2 separate regions of the Mus musculus genome follow, and region 2 is linked to region 1. A link is a loop called in an ENCODE intact Hi-C map of the cell type or tissue named here. Cell type or tissue: left cerebral cortex. All regions are shown on one strand. Links, peaks and the distances in the headings refer to the core of each region. The heading gives the core; the rest is flanking DNA.

Region 1 (8,340 bases), core at 23-8,022:
AAAAAATTTTTTTTTTCTCTCTTTTAACTTTCTCCCCAGCCACGCTCCCTCGGTGCTAAGCGTTCGCCTCGACCGTCTCCGCCATCTCTCCAGGTTGCATCTGGCGAGGATTCCGAGAGCAGCTCGCGGCGGCCCGGGTGCTCGCCCACGGGAGCTGCGGGGCGCGGCGCGGGGCGGGGCGGGGCGGCGGCGCCCAGGGCGGGGAGGAGCAGCCTCGCTCAACGCGGAGCCAGGGCTCAGCAGCCCAGTCGCTCCCAGCGTCGGGGCGCCGGGCGCTCGGCCGCGGCGATGGCAGGCGGGCGGCGCGCGCGGGGAGGCGGGCGCGGGGCGCGGAGCGCGCGGGGGCGGGGGCGGGCTCGGGGAGCCCCGGGGTGCCGGACGCTGTGAGGCGGCGGTGGCACCCGGGAGCCCGGCCTCGGGCAGCGCCGTCGCCGCCGCCGGGGGCGTCGCCGGCCTCGGCCCCTTTGTTCTCGCGCGCGCCCCCTCGCCGCCCACTCCCCTGCTGTCGCGCGGCGGCGGCGGCGGCTCCTCCCGCCCGAGGCGGTTGAGCTCGGCGCCGGGGGCGGGAGGGGGCGGGGAGCGCGCCAGCCGTGGAGAGTGGGGGGCGATGGCGAAGCTCAGGGTGTCTTACGAGTACACGGAAGCCGAAGACAAGAGCATCCGGCTCGGCTTGTTCCTCATCGTCTCCGGCATCCTGTCGCTCTTCATCTTCGGCTTCTGCTGGCTCAGTCCCGCCTTGCAGGATCTGCAAGCCACGGCGGCCAACTGCACCGTGCTGTCGGTGCAGCAGATCGGCGAGGTGTTCGAGTGCACCTTCACCTGTGGCACCGACTGCAGGGGCACCTCGCAGTATCCCTGCGTCCAGGTGTACGTGAACAACTCCGAGTCCAACTCCAGGGCGCTGCTACACAGCGACCAGCACCAGCTCCTGACCAACCCCAAGGTAAGCGCGCGGGAGCTCCCGCCTAACAGTGCAGGTTCGGGGCCAACGTCCCGGTTAGACCCCAGGGGAAGAATCGAGTGCACTGTCCTCGCTCGGAGTTGATGCGAGGGAGGCATGAGGTGCATGCACGCATCCCTGGAGCCCAGGGCTCCAGACCTCGGGGTGTGTTTGCCTACTGGGCGGTGGTACGCGAGCCTCTCTGCAAACAGATCTTTTCTGTTCTTAGATTTTTTTGAGCTCCGGACCACCCCAGGTCCAGCGCCTGCGGGAAGGGGTTGCCTAAACTCAAGGAGCAAAGAAAGTTAACTTTTCCTTCCAATGTAGCCATGGGATAGCCCAGGACCCAGGTACTCCAGTATATGGCCTGAGCTTCTATGGGGCTCAAGAACTCCCTTCTTTGAGAGGTTAAAGGGGTCTCTTCGCTTCTGGAAAGTATCTTAAGTGACTTTTGAATTTTAGTTCTAAACTGAAGTTTTTAACTTGAGGTCTACAGATAGACTTGGGATGGTGAGGGTGGGGTCAACAGCCATCAGGAGGAATCCAAGAAGAGATTCTGATGAGGTCGGGTTGGTTTGCTTGGTGCTGGTGGTGGAGGCTGAAGGGTCCTAACCACTCTGAGTGTTTGGGCACAATGAGAAGCTGTAACTAAGGAGTAAGTAGGAGAACAACTTACCGAAAATAGAAAGCCCTTGATGACATATACCAAGCAGCGGTTTCCTGACAACTTCTTTTGTTGTTACAGGGGAGGAAAAAAAAAAAAAAAGAGGGAAAAAAATAGATAAAACCTGGTTAGGACTTTCTAGCCTCTGGAGAGCAGAGAGGGAGACTCAGAAAACTTCCCCGGGGTAGGAAAGCACTTATAAAAAGCTGTGTCCCCAGTCCGTGAACTAATTGAGCCTTGCAGTGTGCCTGCTTCTGCAGGAGGGTTCTTTGATGCCTGTGTTCCTTTCTGCTGCCAGCTGAAGGTGTGTATATATATTCAAGTTACTGAGTCCTTGTACTTCCTGGGGGCTGTGCTGGAAGACAAGCAGAAATCATTCCAAAGAAAATGAGTCCTGTGCGTGCAGGAACATGTTCTCTTAAATGTGACCAGATAGATTAATCGGAATTCATTATTTTAAACAAGATCACTACCGCTGTGCAGAGAAACTCGGGCGTAACTCACTTATTTGGAAAGTTAGAAGAAACTAGTCTTTGAACATATGATGGACTCCTCAATGGAAAAGTCTCCCGCTAGTGCACGGAGGCTCGTTTGCTTTTAAAAATGGAGCTAATCCAAGAACAGTAAGTGTAGACGTGAACATTTGGAATCCAGTCTCTAAGGACCAAGGTCTTGCCGAAGTGATCGGTCTCAAAAACAGATGTGGGTTAATCTGCATAGTGCTTGAGAATTTAATAAGAGGTCTGGTGGCTTTGAGAAAGCATTGTAAAAATCAGAATTAAGTGAAAAATATCTAAGAAAGGTGTCAAGTAGTAACTTAGTGATTTGGAAGGTGCTCTGTAGTTTGCCATACAGGTGTAGTCATAGTTGGTGAAACACTGCTAATTATTTTTGAGATAGTCGTTTAATCAATTATATATGTGTGTGTGTGTATACATATGTATATGTGTATACATACATACATATATGTGCATATACATTCTTACAAGGTAAATTCTAACTTGTATGGTTAATATCTAATTTTGGTGTAGACAAGTTAGGATTTACCACAGAAGTCAACCAAAGTTTCCAGGCAGTTTTGCAGGATTCTGGCAACAGGGATAAGTTGGAATCATTAGGACATCGATTCTTAAATAACTTGGAAGCAATCACAATGTTTTATGTAATATTAAAATTCTCTCTCTCTCTCCACTTGCAAATAATCTTATCCCCCCCCCCCCATGCCAGTTAAGAACTTATCAATAGTTGAAGAAGTATCAAACAAAAATCGAAGTGGTCAGAACTGGGAAAAAATGACATCTTTAATGGTCCGGAAGGGTGATAAATGACCTTTCCATCAATTTATGCAAGATTTCCTCTGCCAAATACGCATCTCTTTGTCCAAATTGTGATGTATTGTAGTATTTATAGAACAAACATCACTTTTTTTTCCCCCAATTAGATGTTCAATTTGGAAATTTTTGTAAGCACTTTAGTAATGGAAAAATCTCAGTGCACCGAAACACCATGTTAGGGTCAGACTCGTAAGAAGATTGAGTTTCTGTGGCGTCCTTGCGCCTAGACAATCCCACTGCCCAGTCCTGTTGCATATCGGCTACGCTGAGCTATGCCCTCCCTTACTTACTTTTAATTTTCCAGTCTGTTCCTTTCGTCTTCCATCTGCTTCTCACATTCTCTCCAAACCCAGGCATCCCAAGAAACTGTTAGGGAACCACCTCTCATCTACATAGAGCAAGCATCTTCTCCTGGGCCTGTGCTCAAAGTATTACATACAGCCCAAGGCAGGGAGGGGACAGATGGTCCAAATGTACAGCTGGTTGAGCCGTTGACTGTGAGGCAAGTGCTGGCCTTTAGAGTATCGTTATGCTCTGCTCAGTTTCTTTACGTTTTTCATCAAATCCTTGTTATCTCAGGGGATCACTGTGTTTCATGGCACAGTATTCGGATCAGGCAGGGACTTGATAAAGGAGCTGATGGATCACCCATAGCCCAGTCTACGTTCCGGTGTTAGCGTCCTCTTGCTGCTGCCCCAGCATTGCATCACCTCTGTGACTCAGAATGGTGGGTGCCGAGTGCTCTGGTCCTCAGCTACGCTGTGGGATTACTCAAGGACCTTGAGGATCACCTTTTTGGGCTTAGGTTCAGTTTTCAGGCACATTGATGTGGTCAGGGATGGGGCCTGAGTGTTGTAGTTTTCAAAGCCGTGCAGGTGGTTCTAATGCGTATCCAAGAGATGAAGATTAGTGCCTTGGAAAATGTGCTCATCTGTTGTGCAAGAACAACCACCGGGCTTCAAAATGAATTCACCATGATTAATGCTCATGTTTTCAACATAAAAGATGTAGGCGCCACTGGGTAGAGAAGGTGCAGTAGGGACTCAGCGGAACTCTGAAGAGAAGGGAGAGAGTCATTTAAAATTAGTGCGGGAAGCTCATTTAGAGTTGATCAGTTTAAATGAAACGAAGGTGCACCATTGCAAACACTCGCTTTTGCTGTTACCTACTTTGGAGGGCAAAGAAGAGATGAATTTAGGAACTGCCTTCTGCTGTGTGCTGCGAGAGGGGGTGATTAGAGGCAGGAGCCATGTTTAAGTTTTTGTTTGGAAGGGTTTCTCTCCCTTCTTCGATTAAAAAAACAAAAAAACAAAACAAAACAAAAAACAAAACAAAACAAAACAAAAAAAACCAGCCACCAAAAGCAAAATAAAGAATAAAGAATAAGTTTGTTTCTAAGAAACTAGTTCTTTGACACTGAAGACTGAGGAAAAACTTCAGCGGGGACAGAGGAAGGCTTTTGGCTTGAAGAGCATCCAGGAAGGGCAGCAGAGCACAGATGAAGGCTTCGTGGTTGCCAGCCACCTTAGCGAAGGGCCTTCAGACCCACACTCACCGGCCCTGTCCTCCTACATGTAAGGGCAGCATGGCTTTGACCTGTGGGTTTGACCTTGATGCGCTTGGTCCTCTAGGGAGAAAGCCATCAGACCAGGGCCGCATCATGAAAAGATATTGGAGCTGTGCCAACATCTCTAGCCTTTATCTGTCCGCAAAGAAGTGGCTTCCTTTGGATTTTCTTTCCTTTGGTAATGTTATTAAATAATATATATGTAATATTATATGTAATTATATAGAGATGTTAGATGGACAGATAGAAGATAGACAGACAGACAGGTAGGTAGGTGATAGATAGATGATAGGTAGATGATAGATAAATAGATGATAGTTAGGTAGGTAGATAGATGATAGGTAGATGATTGATAGATAAATGATAGGTAGATGATAGATAGATAGATAGATAGATAGATAGATAGATAGATAGATAGATGATAGGTAGGTAGATAGATTCATTTGAGCTTCTGGTTTCTCAGAACTTATTGTGGCCAAAGAACAGGGCAAAACCCCTACGAGACATATAAAGCTAAGCTTGTTTGTTTATCAGTCCATCTGTGCCTTTGTTACTGCCGGGTTCCAGACCAGAACAGAGATCAAAGTTCCTGCCCTCACAGAGCTGGCATCTTGGTGCAGGAAACAGACGTGAGTCAATTTATAATAGAATTCCATGTAGTGATAGATATTTAAAAGTTCTAGTGTGGGCAAGAGAGAGTGGCAGCCCGGGTCGGTGGGTGCCCGCGACTGGTGGCCTGGATCGGGGTGGCGTGACTAGATTTATCGTTGAACTGGATATGAAGAATGAAGGCAAGAAGAATTGAAGATGGCGTCAGAGTGTTTGGCCAGCACATCACGGCAAGGGAGGGGGTGCCTTTACAGGAGATGGGGGATGTGGAAAGGTTGATGTCGATGAAAACCAAGGGTTGTTTCGTTTTATGATTATCTATGTTCTACGTGTCCTCTGCTGGGCCATAATCTTTGGGGCAGAAACTCATACATAGATTCATCTTCATTTGTGTACCTGTTGGGCCCATTTGAAACATAGAAAGGGAAATGGGGAGGGAACGGATTCTTGCCTAACTCCAGAAAGGCCTGAAGCTTGGCTGGAGTGCAGATGTTTTACCCCGCTAGACTTTCTGACGTCCAAGACCTTCTGACGTCCAGACTCTTCCTCAAAAAGTTACTTATTAGTATTTTATGTGTCTAGGTGTTTTTTTTTTTTTTCTGTATGTGTGTCTCTGTACCACGGAGGCCAGAGGAGGGTATCAGATCTACCCCCCCCCCCCACGCCCCTGGAACTGGAGTTACAATTGTGAGGCACAATGTGTGTTCTGGGAACTGAACCCAGAGCCCCTGGAACAGCAGCCAGTGCTCTCAACTGATAAACCATCTCTCTCCACCCTGTTAATGATAGTAAAATGTGTGCCTTTTGCTGTTGTTGCTTGGTTGGTTGGTTTGGTTTGGTTTGGTTTTGTCACTAAGTTTGTGTCTCAGCAACAGAACGCATCCAGAAGCCAAGGAATGCTTTTTGAGCAGGTAGCTCGTTTGGTCAGGCATTCCAGAGTGCACCAGAAATGATGGCAAGCACTTGGGATTATTCTAGCACTAGGGTTATTGCGGCTGAGGCAGGAGAATAACAGGTTTGAGGCCAGCCTGAGCAACGTAGTAAGATACTGTCTCAAACAAAGTAATACGTTGATTGTTCTCTTTTTATATGGAGACGTGGTTTCACCACGTAACTCTGGCTGGCCTAGAACCTATTGCTGTATAGTCCAAGCTGGTTTCAAATCAGAGGTCCTTCAGCATCCACCTTTCAATTGCGGGAATTAATAGTGTGCACGACCACACACTTTGGAAGCCATCTAATTTGTGTACCCAAGGGTGTTTTTTTTATGTTATCTCTCTAATCTCCACTTGTGGATACCATTTATGGAAATCTCAATTACAAAGATCCCCCCCAAGGTCATATATTAAAAAATAATCAGGAACTAAAATTCAGGAGATTTGTGTTCATTTTAATTTGCAATTTGAGGAAAATGCATTTTTTTTCTCAATAGGATTTTTTTTCTTAATGTTTTTATTATTTAAATGCATTTTATACATCAAGCATATTAATAATATTGAGAATTTTGAGAAGCAAATGATACATAAAATTTGTTCAACTTTTATATTCATATCCTTTCATACCCTAAAAATAAAATTAATGAATATTTAATACTATCCATAACTGATGATCCTATATCTAATGTTGAATACTAAATTGTTTCAAAACATGCAAAATATTCTTTGGGAATTAAGCATAGTAAAAGAGCATAAAATATTAAAAATGAATTATTAAGAATATGTTCACAAGCCCTTATATGATAACACCTGACATAGTAAGAGAGTATTTAAAGTGTATTATATATATGTGTACATTGTCTAACTGTAAGTTTACTTAAGGAAAATTATCAGTGTTTCTAGGAGAGAATTATTTTTAAGATTTATTTATTTATTATAAGTAAGTACACTGTAGCTGTCTTCAGACACACCAGAAGAGGGCATCAGATCTCATTACTGATGGTTGTGAGCCACCATCTGATTGCTGGGATTTGAACTCAGGATCTTTGGAAGAGCAGTCAATGCTCTTAACCGCTGAGCCATCTCTCCAGTCCTGAGAGAAATTATTTTATTAGTAAGTATATTTTAAAAATTTCAAAATAGCAAAAAATCTTTGAAGTTAAACATTAAGAAAATTCTAATTTTGAGCACAGTGAGAAAAATTATCAATAATATTTCCATGTTTGTAGGACAATTTTAATATTTCCAACTGCAAATATTCAATAAGCAGAATCATTATTTTAAGATATATTTTGTTGTTATCGCTTCCTTTTCATTTCTGATTTTATTAATTTGGATACTGTCTCTGTACCCTCTGGTTAGTCTGGCTAAGAGTTTATCTATCTTGTTGATTTTCTCAAAGAACCAGCTCCTGGTTTTGTTGATTCTTTGAATAGTTCTTTTTGTTTCTATTTCGTTGATTACAGCCTTGAGTTTGATTATTTCCTGCCTTCTACTCCTCTTGGGTGAATTTGCTTCCTTTTGTTCTAGATCTTCCAGGTGTGTTGTCAAGCTGCTAGTGTATGCTCTCTCCATTTTCTTTTTGGAGGCACTCAGAGCTATGAGTTTCCCTCTTACCACTGCTCTCATTGTGTCCCGTAAGTTTTGGAATGATGTGTCTTCATTTTCATTAAACTCTAAAAAACCTTTACATGTTTTTATTTTTTCCTTGACCAAGTTATCATTGAGTAGAGTGTTGTTCAGCTTCCATGTGTTTGCGTGCTTTCCATTGTTTTTGTTGGTATTTAAGACCAGCCTTACTCCATGGTGATCGGATAGGGTGCATGGGATTATTTCAATCTTCTTGTATCTATCTGCTAACGCCTGTTTTGTGACTGATTATATGGTCAGTTTTGAAGAAGGTACCGTGAGGTGCTGAGAAGAAGGTATATTCTTTTGCTTTAGGATGAAATGTTCTATAGATATCTGTTAGATCCATTTGGTTCATAACTTTTGTTAGCGTCACTGTGTCTCTGTTTAGTTGGTGTTTCCATGATCTGTACATTGCTGAGATTGGGGTGTTGAAGTCTCCCACTATTATTGTGCGAGGTGCAATGTGTTTGAGCTTTGGCACAGTTTCTTTTATGGATGTGGGTACCCTTGCATTTGGAGCATAGATGTTCAGAATTGAGAGTTCATCTTGGTAGATTTTTCCTTTGACCAGTATGAAGTGTCCTTCCATATCTTTTTTTGATAACTTTTGGTAGAAAGTTGATTTTATTTGATATTAGAATGGTTACTCCAGCTTGTTT
Region 2 (8,340 bases), core at 74-8,073, 65 kb after region 1:
TAAAGTATTGACTCTCCCCAAGCATTTTGTAATCATCCATGCAAATAGACTTACCTGGCTCTCCTACATTCTGCATTTCTCCTTTCTAGTTTCTATTGGTATTTATACTTAGTTGTCTAGTCTTACCTTGCCCAGTAGATTGTAGGATTCATGAAAGTAGGACAGTGTTGGCATATTTTCTTTTCATTCATTGGGCATTTATGAATGGACGGATGGATGGATGGATGGATGGATAGATGAATGACTCTCCAGCCTAATTAAATTCTTTATACACGTCATTTCCTATCTTCTCCTCTATCTTGAGAAACTTATGCCCACCTGCAACCCATTATTCTTGCTTTAAAAATTAACACTTGGTCCTGCCAGATGCCATGAAAACATGTACACATCTCTATTACTGTAAGAATGAACTATATGCTATATGACTGTTTGTTAACTAATTGATTCTTCCTTGCCTCCTCATGTCAAGAAATATATCTCACTGACCTCCTGACCCCCTAATCACAATAACAAGAAGTAACTTCTAGCTACTGGTCAATTGTTTGTTTATTTTGTTTACCTGAGAGTTCTTTGTCTAGCGCCACTTAACTTTCCTCAGAACTTCCAGTGTTAGTTGCTTAGCACAGAGTCTGAGACAAAGCTATCCCTAGAAATGTAAATTAGAACACCACAAATAGATACTGAGGTGAGCCTTTATGTGAAACCTCATAGTCAGATACTGGTGACGCACACCTTTAATCCCAGCACTCAGGAGGCAGAGCCAGGAGGATTTCTGAGTTTAAGGCCAGCCTGGTCTACAGAGTGAGTTCCAGGATAGCCAGGGCTACACAGAGAAACCCTGTCTCGAAAAAAACAAAACAACAACAAACAAAACCAGACCGAAACAAAACAAACAATAAAAAGAATAAGGAAATATTTTGTTTTTAATATATAGCACTCTTGAAACTAACAGCAGAAAAGGGCACTGTGTTCACCACCAAATTACCTCAGAATTTGGCAATTTAAAACAACACAGGACATTTATTATCTTTTGCAACTTCCGAATCAGGAAGTCAGGAATCAGAAAGGAGCTTCGCTGTAACTCTGAATTACTCCTGATTGTCCAATCAGTGCGCTGATGTGTTGCCTTGCAGTGGAATAAACATGAGAAGCAGGTGGCACAGAAGAGCTCCAACGAGGAGCTTTGATAAGGACACAGCCACTCATTTGGCAGAAAAAGCAGACAAATTGCAGTTGTTTTTCTCTTGACGGGCACGGAGAGATTTCTAAGAGATATTGCCAGAGACTTGGAGACGGCGTTTTCTGTGCCCCCGGGGAGCTTCTGGGAGCAGAACTAGACCATGTGTGACCTCTGCTCACGCCTCCCTCCCTGTGAACAGCCTGCAGCCAGAAATAAGAAAGCTAACATATAAACGGAGATTGAAATTAGGGTCGGAAATAGCCTTGTTGCTGGATCTTTAACACCTCACCGAGGTTTCTCAAAGAGTCCTCAGAATAACCCGACGCTTTTACAGATGGAACTGCCAGCAGCATCCAAGGCATGAAGCCTCGATGAAGGAGACTGCAAATAACGGAGCCAGGAGAGGTACTGGGAAAAGGACTCGTGCTAGCTCCAAACTGAACAGGAAACCGTGTGTGGAGACTCATGCTGGCTCCAAACTGAACCAGAAACCCTGTAAGGGTCCAACAGAGGGGCTCCTGAGGGGCACCAGGGACCTGGTTATCCATTTTATCCTTTGAAATGAAAAAAATAATAATAAAATAGAACAGGGAAGGACATGACTGCTCCTAGGTATGGTGGAGGAGAAAGTTTACTGTAGATGTGAGGGAGCGCATAGGCAGAGGCAGAGTTGTCTGGGAGAGGCCAGGGTGAACATGACCAGACTGAGCTGGGCCTTATGAACAGAGAATGGGAGGGAGAGCCAGAGAGGAGTCACCCACCAAAAGAGGCGGCCTGGACCAAGAGACTGGCCAATAGGGTAAAGGGTAGGCCTAGAGGAGAAGGACCAGGGCAGTAAAATGGATGGAAGGGTAGCTGGAAGAAGGGCAGCCCAGCCCCGGGGCTGGAGAAGTTTAGGAGAGTGGGCGGGGTATGCCAGCCATATAGCTAGGGACTGAGGGATGCTGGGAGAAGCTGGTGGCCAGGTCTGCTTTGATATTTTAAATAGGCACCTCAGCCTTTTGTCCCAGGTTTAAGACCTGACACCCTTAACTTCACAGGGTGAGGTGTTTGTTTGTTTAATACTGTAAGACATCCTTGTGAATGTCTTTGATATTGTGTGTCACAGCAGCACTGTCTTGTCACCTCTCCCTCCGGGGTAATAAGCTACTAAGGGTGATGGGCAGCCCTGATAACCCTGAGGCACTCCTCCTATCCCTCTCAAAGATCTCTCACCTTTGTCTTGTAACTAAGAAACATTCCTCCATCCTTTCTGATGCTGTCTGCCAACTGGATTGGGAGAGATCAGCTGGGCAGGCAAGTGCATTAGATTCACTCCTACTCCGAATGTAACTTCTGGAAAAGTCTATGGATACACCTAGTCTATGGATAGCTTGGAAACTACTGACTTACTGGTGTGCTTTTGTCAAAATTAAACCCCAATTGAAGATACCCATGGAATGCTAGACTTGGGATGGACTGATGGTACAGACTTAGGAGAGAGGAGGAGAAACGATTCTGTATCCTCCCCAGTCCAGCGGCTGAGCCCTGCATACTAAACTGACAAGAGGTTTTTGTTTTGTTTGAATGCTGCTGCAAGCTTCTTTAATGTGCCCATTGGTCCCAGTTCCCGATTAGCTACCATTGTCTGAGTCTGCGATCCTTGGTCTCTCAGGCAGTCCTCAACTCGGTCTTCCTGCTCTTCCCTGGCGTTTACATAGAGGTGGACCCGCCCTGTGTGTGTGTATATATATATATACACATACATACATAAAATAAGAGATTATTAACAAGAGAAACATATATGTGTTTATATCTATCTATGTCTATACCTATGCTTATATCTGTATCTCTATATATATCATATCACATATGATATAGAGATAGAGATGTAGATGTAGAGGCTTTCACATGGGGAAAAAAATCTATGTAAGAAAGATGAGGTGCAAAGAAGCCATTGGCCATCAGAGCTCTCAACCAACAGCATTGCCCAGAGGCGAGAAGGGAGGAGACAAAGGGTTAAGCCCTTAGGAGTGGGAAGTTATGGACTTCTTTGGTTTGAGAGAGAAAGTAGAGAGCTAGTCTATCTGCTGTTCTTCGGTTGTATTGAGCTCAAAATAATTCTTAAGTCCAACTGGCATCTTTTAGAGTGGCAAATGCTGATCCCCACGAGTAGAAGCGTCATGGCTTAATTCATCAAGATTCACGTTGTCACCAACCTTCACAGCGACTTCTAAATGATAAAGGGCACAAGTCAGTAGTTGAAATCCCAACTGCAAATCAAAAAGGCCACATGCTCATTTATATCTGTTCTAAGACTCCCACTTCCTAGTCAAGAAACCCACTGGACAGGACAGTAATGCACCATCCTTTAGTTCTCTATGATAGCGAGCCCCAACACAGGTTCATCATGGGGCTGCATTAATTCTTATAAACTTATGCCGTACTTTCTTTAGTTTCTGTTTTCTCAAGTGACCTTATGACCCTCCCTCACGGCTTTATCAATTATTATGCCATTATATCATGAAGTCTACTCAGTGCCTACAAGTGTTTTGCTTTAAAGCACATGGCCTACGCCACTTCAGTTCCCATGAATGCCCTTCCCTAACCTCCTTTTTGAAGTCCCAAGAAGACTTGGTCAAGGATGTCTTCTTTAATGCCACAAATCTATTCATTGTCTGATTCTGCAAGGCGAGTTCATTGAAGTCGGGTTTGGAGGCTACTGCCTCTAACCCTAACACTAGGAGGTCAAGGCAGGAAGACTGAGAGCTGGGGACTAGTCTGTGCGGCAGGGTGGGAGAGTCTCTAAAACAAAATCCGTAGAAGTCACATAGGAAAACTGGATTTTTAAGATGTGCCTATTTACCGGGCTGTCTAAATCTCTTTCTTGGAAGTATGTAGAATACTTTGAGATGACGAATCACTCATCTGGCCCATTTAGCTAGGATAATTGGTGAGATAATGTATGGAAAGATAATATATGCAAAACACTTAGTGCTTAACATAGTTCCTGGCGCAATTCAGACATGCAGTGAATGTTAGCAGTATTAAATCCTTCGGTCTTCCTACAAATCTAAACTTCAAGTTCAGATTCATAGGCTTCTTGGCTCTATATTTCATAAGAACCCTCTGTTCTTTCTCCCCTTTTCCTAGCCTCTGTGTGTGTATGTGTGTGTGTGAGTGTGTGTGTGTGTGCATGTATGTATGCATATGTACACGTGCGTGCGCATATGCACGCACATGCATATATGGGTGGTTGGGTTTGTAGAGACCAGAAGTTGCCATGATGTATCTACCTCAGTTGCTTACCGCCATGTTTATTTGAGGTGGGGTATCTCATCAAGCCCGGAGATAGTCGATTTACCTAGGGTAGCTGCCTAGTAGGCTCCAGGAATTGCCTGTATCCACCAACTCTCCACCCCAATGCTGGGCTTATGGAAGTGCTTCATGGTGTCCAGCTTTTCCACCTGGGATTTGACCTCAGGTCCTCAGGCTTGCACACAGGCATTTTACCAACTGAACCGTTCCACCCAGATTCTCCACTAGCCCTTCCCCTCCAGTCCCACCATCAAGCTGAAGAACTCAGCTCTTGATGCCTTCTTTACCAACCTTACAGTCTTTCCTGGGGCTGATGCGTTCAGGAGACTCACTGGTCAGTACCATCTGAGTTTTTCTTAGTGCTGGGGATTGAACTCTGGGTCTCCCATGTGCAGCACCTGCTCAGCTACTAACACGATAGTTAACAGGCAATTGAGACCAACAGTAGAAAATGAGAATTACATAATTATTAATAATTAAACAGATTTCTCCCTTGACCATTTTACCTAAACAAAGGAACAAATCTACAACTTCTCTAAAACATTTGAACGGGGTGGCCATAAAACTATGGTGTCTTGATTAAGTTATGAAGTTAATAACATATGAAGAGAAATCTCAGCACATCTTTAACAAACAGATTCCAGTATCATGAACACAAGAAGATAATTTAAGAAGAGGGCTATCCCAGGTTTGTCATATCCCACATATAAGAGGCCAAGAGACACCAGGAAGCAATGCAATAGTCCCATTGGTTCCTAAAATTCTACTTTCTGAGATAGCATATCCCCAAAGCTAAGCCTGTGTTTTTATAGAATTCAAACAGACTCTGAAATGAAGAGGGAACAGATGAGCTATAAATGTGTGAATAAAGTCTTCCAAGCCCCACAGAGGGAAAAAAATGTTTAAAAGGAGATCTGCAGATATGTTTACTTTGAGCTTGAGGGTTAGTGGAAGAAATGAAGAAAGACACTTGGTGACATCATTTCTCACCAGGGTAAGTGGGGTGCAGTGTTTTGTGTGTGTTCGGGGATGAGGTGGGAAGGCTTCCTGCTGGGAAGTGGTGCGCTGAGAGCTGTCTGACAACCAGCCAAGGGATAGGAAGGACACCCCGTTCAGAGCATTTGCTGGTCTCTTGGTATAAATATTCCCACTGTTGCTGACTGGAATCTATCGGTGTGATGCCCCTGGGCTTGGAGAGATGCACAGTAATGGAACTCCTTAATATTTCAGCCATACACACAACAAACAAAACCTCAAGAGTAGGCACAGTGATGATGTTATTAGGAAGGGATGAGTCTGAGTTTTGATTCACCTCCACCCTAAAATCTGTAGGCTTATAAGATTTAGTTTTAATTAGCAGTTATATTTAATGATGGCTCACTAAATGTAGCATATGACATTTATGTATTGAGTGATAACCATTCTTTCCTGTCCATTTTTCAGGCTTATTTCAGACCTGAAAAGAAGGCTCCCACCTGGCTTTCCTTACATGATCAGTATTCATCTCTGTAAAAATTCATCCCCAATAACAGCTTCTGTCTCTGGTTGGGCAAGGATAGCCAAGTATGCCTTCAGCTGAGTACTATTTAAGTCTGGGAGTCAGGGAGTGGAGGCAGGATATAGGCGTAGGGCCAGAGTCTGAGCTGTCAGAGCTACAGCCAAGCCCTGAGACTTTTTAGAGATGATCTGTGTAGGGACAGAGCAATGACACCTTTCTCGTAGTGACATCGGCCAGGATGCTCAAATAACTTAGTGTTCCAACCCGAATGATTCATTTTGTACGAACATTAAGTTCACAGCCAATTTGTCAACATAAGAAAGCTATCACTTCATTTTTAACTTGAAAGTGATGCTTAAATTTTGAGTTATAATTCTTACTTTGGCAAAAGACTGATGGAAATCCCCCAGAGATGATATCAGAGCCATACCGGCACTGTGTTCAGCCTGAGTGCCATATTTCTCAGGAAACCAGGAGACTGGAAACTGTCATCTGAGGACTAGCTTAAGAAATTACTTTTTTTGAGAACCCTAAAGGCAGACAAGATGTAGAATTGAACTGCTGTTGCCTGGAAAGGGATTAAAATTTGATTTTGCAGATTATTGTGGTAGATAGAAACAGAGGGCCTGTGTTTTAGGGATCTGACTTCCAATTTCAGTTTCATTATCTACTAATTGGACAAGTCATATAAACTTTCCAGATCTCAGATCTCTTATCTGCAAAACAGGGTGTATTCCTTCACTATTATTGAAGCATCAAATTACCATAAATGTAACGACTAAAAGCAGTGTAAATGTGTTATCTTGCAGTTCCAAAGGCTAAACTCTGAAACAGGTCTACCTGGGATCAACCAAGAAGTTAGCAGGACTGTGTTCTCCTGGGAGCTCTAGGAAAGAGTCTATTTCCTTGTCTTTTCTTTAGGCAAATGGTTTTTTTGACCCCTCATCCCACCCCTCCATCTTCAAAGCCATCAAAACTGGACCAAATTCCCTTTCCATTGCTTTCTTTCTGGCTCACTGTCTTATATGCCTATGGCATATATTTCAGGTCTGTTGAGATACTGAGACTATGCTAGACTGTTGCTATATTTCCAGCTGACTGGCAGCCAGATTCCAATCACAAACTTGATTCTTCTTTTCTTCTAAGATCACACATCTACAAGTTGCAAAGATCATGATAAAGACATCTATGAGAGTCCATCACTCTCTACTGCATAGAGAGAATGTGAGGATATAAATTGTACCATGCCATACTTATTTGGGGCTTATTTCACATCTAAACAGAAGGCTCCTATCTAGTTTTTCTTACATGATCTTGCCTCCCATTCATTCCTGTAAAAATTGTCTCCAATCATTGCTTTTGTCTCTGCAGGAGAGAGGGCAGCTAAGTATGTCTTCAACTGATTACTTAATGCTTCCTTCAAGTCTGAGAGGGAGTGGAGGCAGGGAGTAGATGAGAAAGCAGGTCGGAGCCTGAGCTGTCAGAGCTTTAGCCAAGCACTGAGCCTTTTTAGAGATAGATGGTCTGTGTAGGGACAGACCAATGACACTTTTCAAAGATTATATATATATATATATATATATATATATATATATATATATATATATATATATATAGTACATCTGAGTACACTGTAATTGTCTTCAGACACACCAGAAGAGGGCATCAGATCCCATTACAGATGGTTGTGAGCTACCATGTGGTTGCTGGGAATTGAACTCAGGACCTCTGGAAGAGCAGTTAGGGCTCTTAACTGCTGAGTCATCTTACCAGCCCCCTTTTCAAACATCTTTTAGACACATCTTACAGACATCATCTATGTTTGCTCCTTAGTGCAGCCTAAAAACATAGTAAGTGTGAGCACTTGTCACTATTATTATCTTTAATAACTTTTGTGGGTTCTCTAGGGACACCTAAACAATGCACCATAAAGTAGGTGGCTTACGCAATGGGAGTATATCGTCTCGGGAGTCTTAAGTGTGAGAACTTGGAGATCAAGGCATGACAAGAACAGTTTCTTCTGAGGATTCTAAGGGAGAATCTGTTCTAGACATTTCTTCCAGTCCCTGGCCCCTCCCCCGTAGATCACTAAGTGAGAAAATGCCCTACAGCTGGATCTCCTGGAGGCATTTCCTCAACTGAGGCTCCTTTCTCTCTGATGACTCTAGCTTGTGCCAAGATGACATACAAAACCAGCCAGGATACCATGCTCCCTGAGTTTATGGTTATATATATATTTTTAAAAATAAAGATACCAGGCATACTGAATTGGGCGGCCTTACCTTACACATTCATTAGTTTATCTCAACTATTAACGTCTTCAACAGTTCTGTTGGGACTGGGTTTTAATGTGCAAATCTGGGGA

What was found. Peaks named below come from ENCODE experiments on the same cell type or tissue, not always from the same donor. Only the 100,000 strongest peaks of a DNase experiment are listed, where the experiment ranks them.
Region 2: it touches region 1 in a loop (4-fold over the local background); 6 of 42 quality-filtered maps call a loop at or near these places.

Annotation. Positions count from the first base shown.
Region 1 is chr10:116,465,789-116,474,128 of GRCm38, reverse strand. Kcnmb4 (potassium large conductance calcium-activated channel, subfamily M, beta member 4) reads left to right here and starts at 606. Exons shown (of 3, transcript NM_021452.1): 1 at 606-943. The coding sequence starts at 608. Kcnmb4os2 (potassium large conductance calcium-activated channel, subfamily M, beta member 4, opposite strand 2) reads right to left here and starts at 966. Exons shown (of 3, transcript NR_130644.1): 1 at 1-966. In left cerebral cortex, for the core only: a CTCF peak has its summit at 7,007 (motif pointing right); DNase peaks (open chromatin) are centred at 2,025, 3,351, 3,635, 3,891 and 2 more places; H3K4me3 peaks cover 3,416 bases; H3K27ac peaks cover 1,837 bases.
Region 2 is chr10:116,401,004-116,409,343 of GRCm38, reverse strand. No RefSeq gene overlaps it. Among named protein-coding and RNA genes, the nearest start is that of Kcnmb4os1, 13 kb to the left of the region's middle. In left cerebral cortex, for the core only: no CTCF peak of the experiment used is centred there; DNase peaks (open chromatin) are centred at 5,403, 6,168, 6,352, 7,105 and 3 more places; H3K27ac peaks cover 4,174 bases.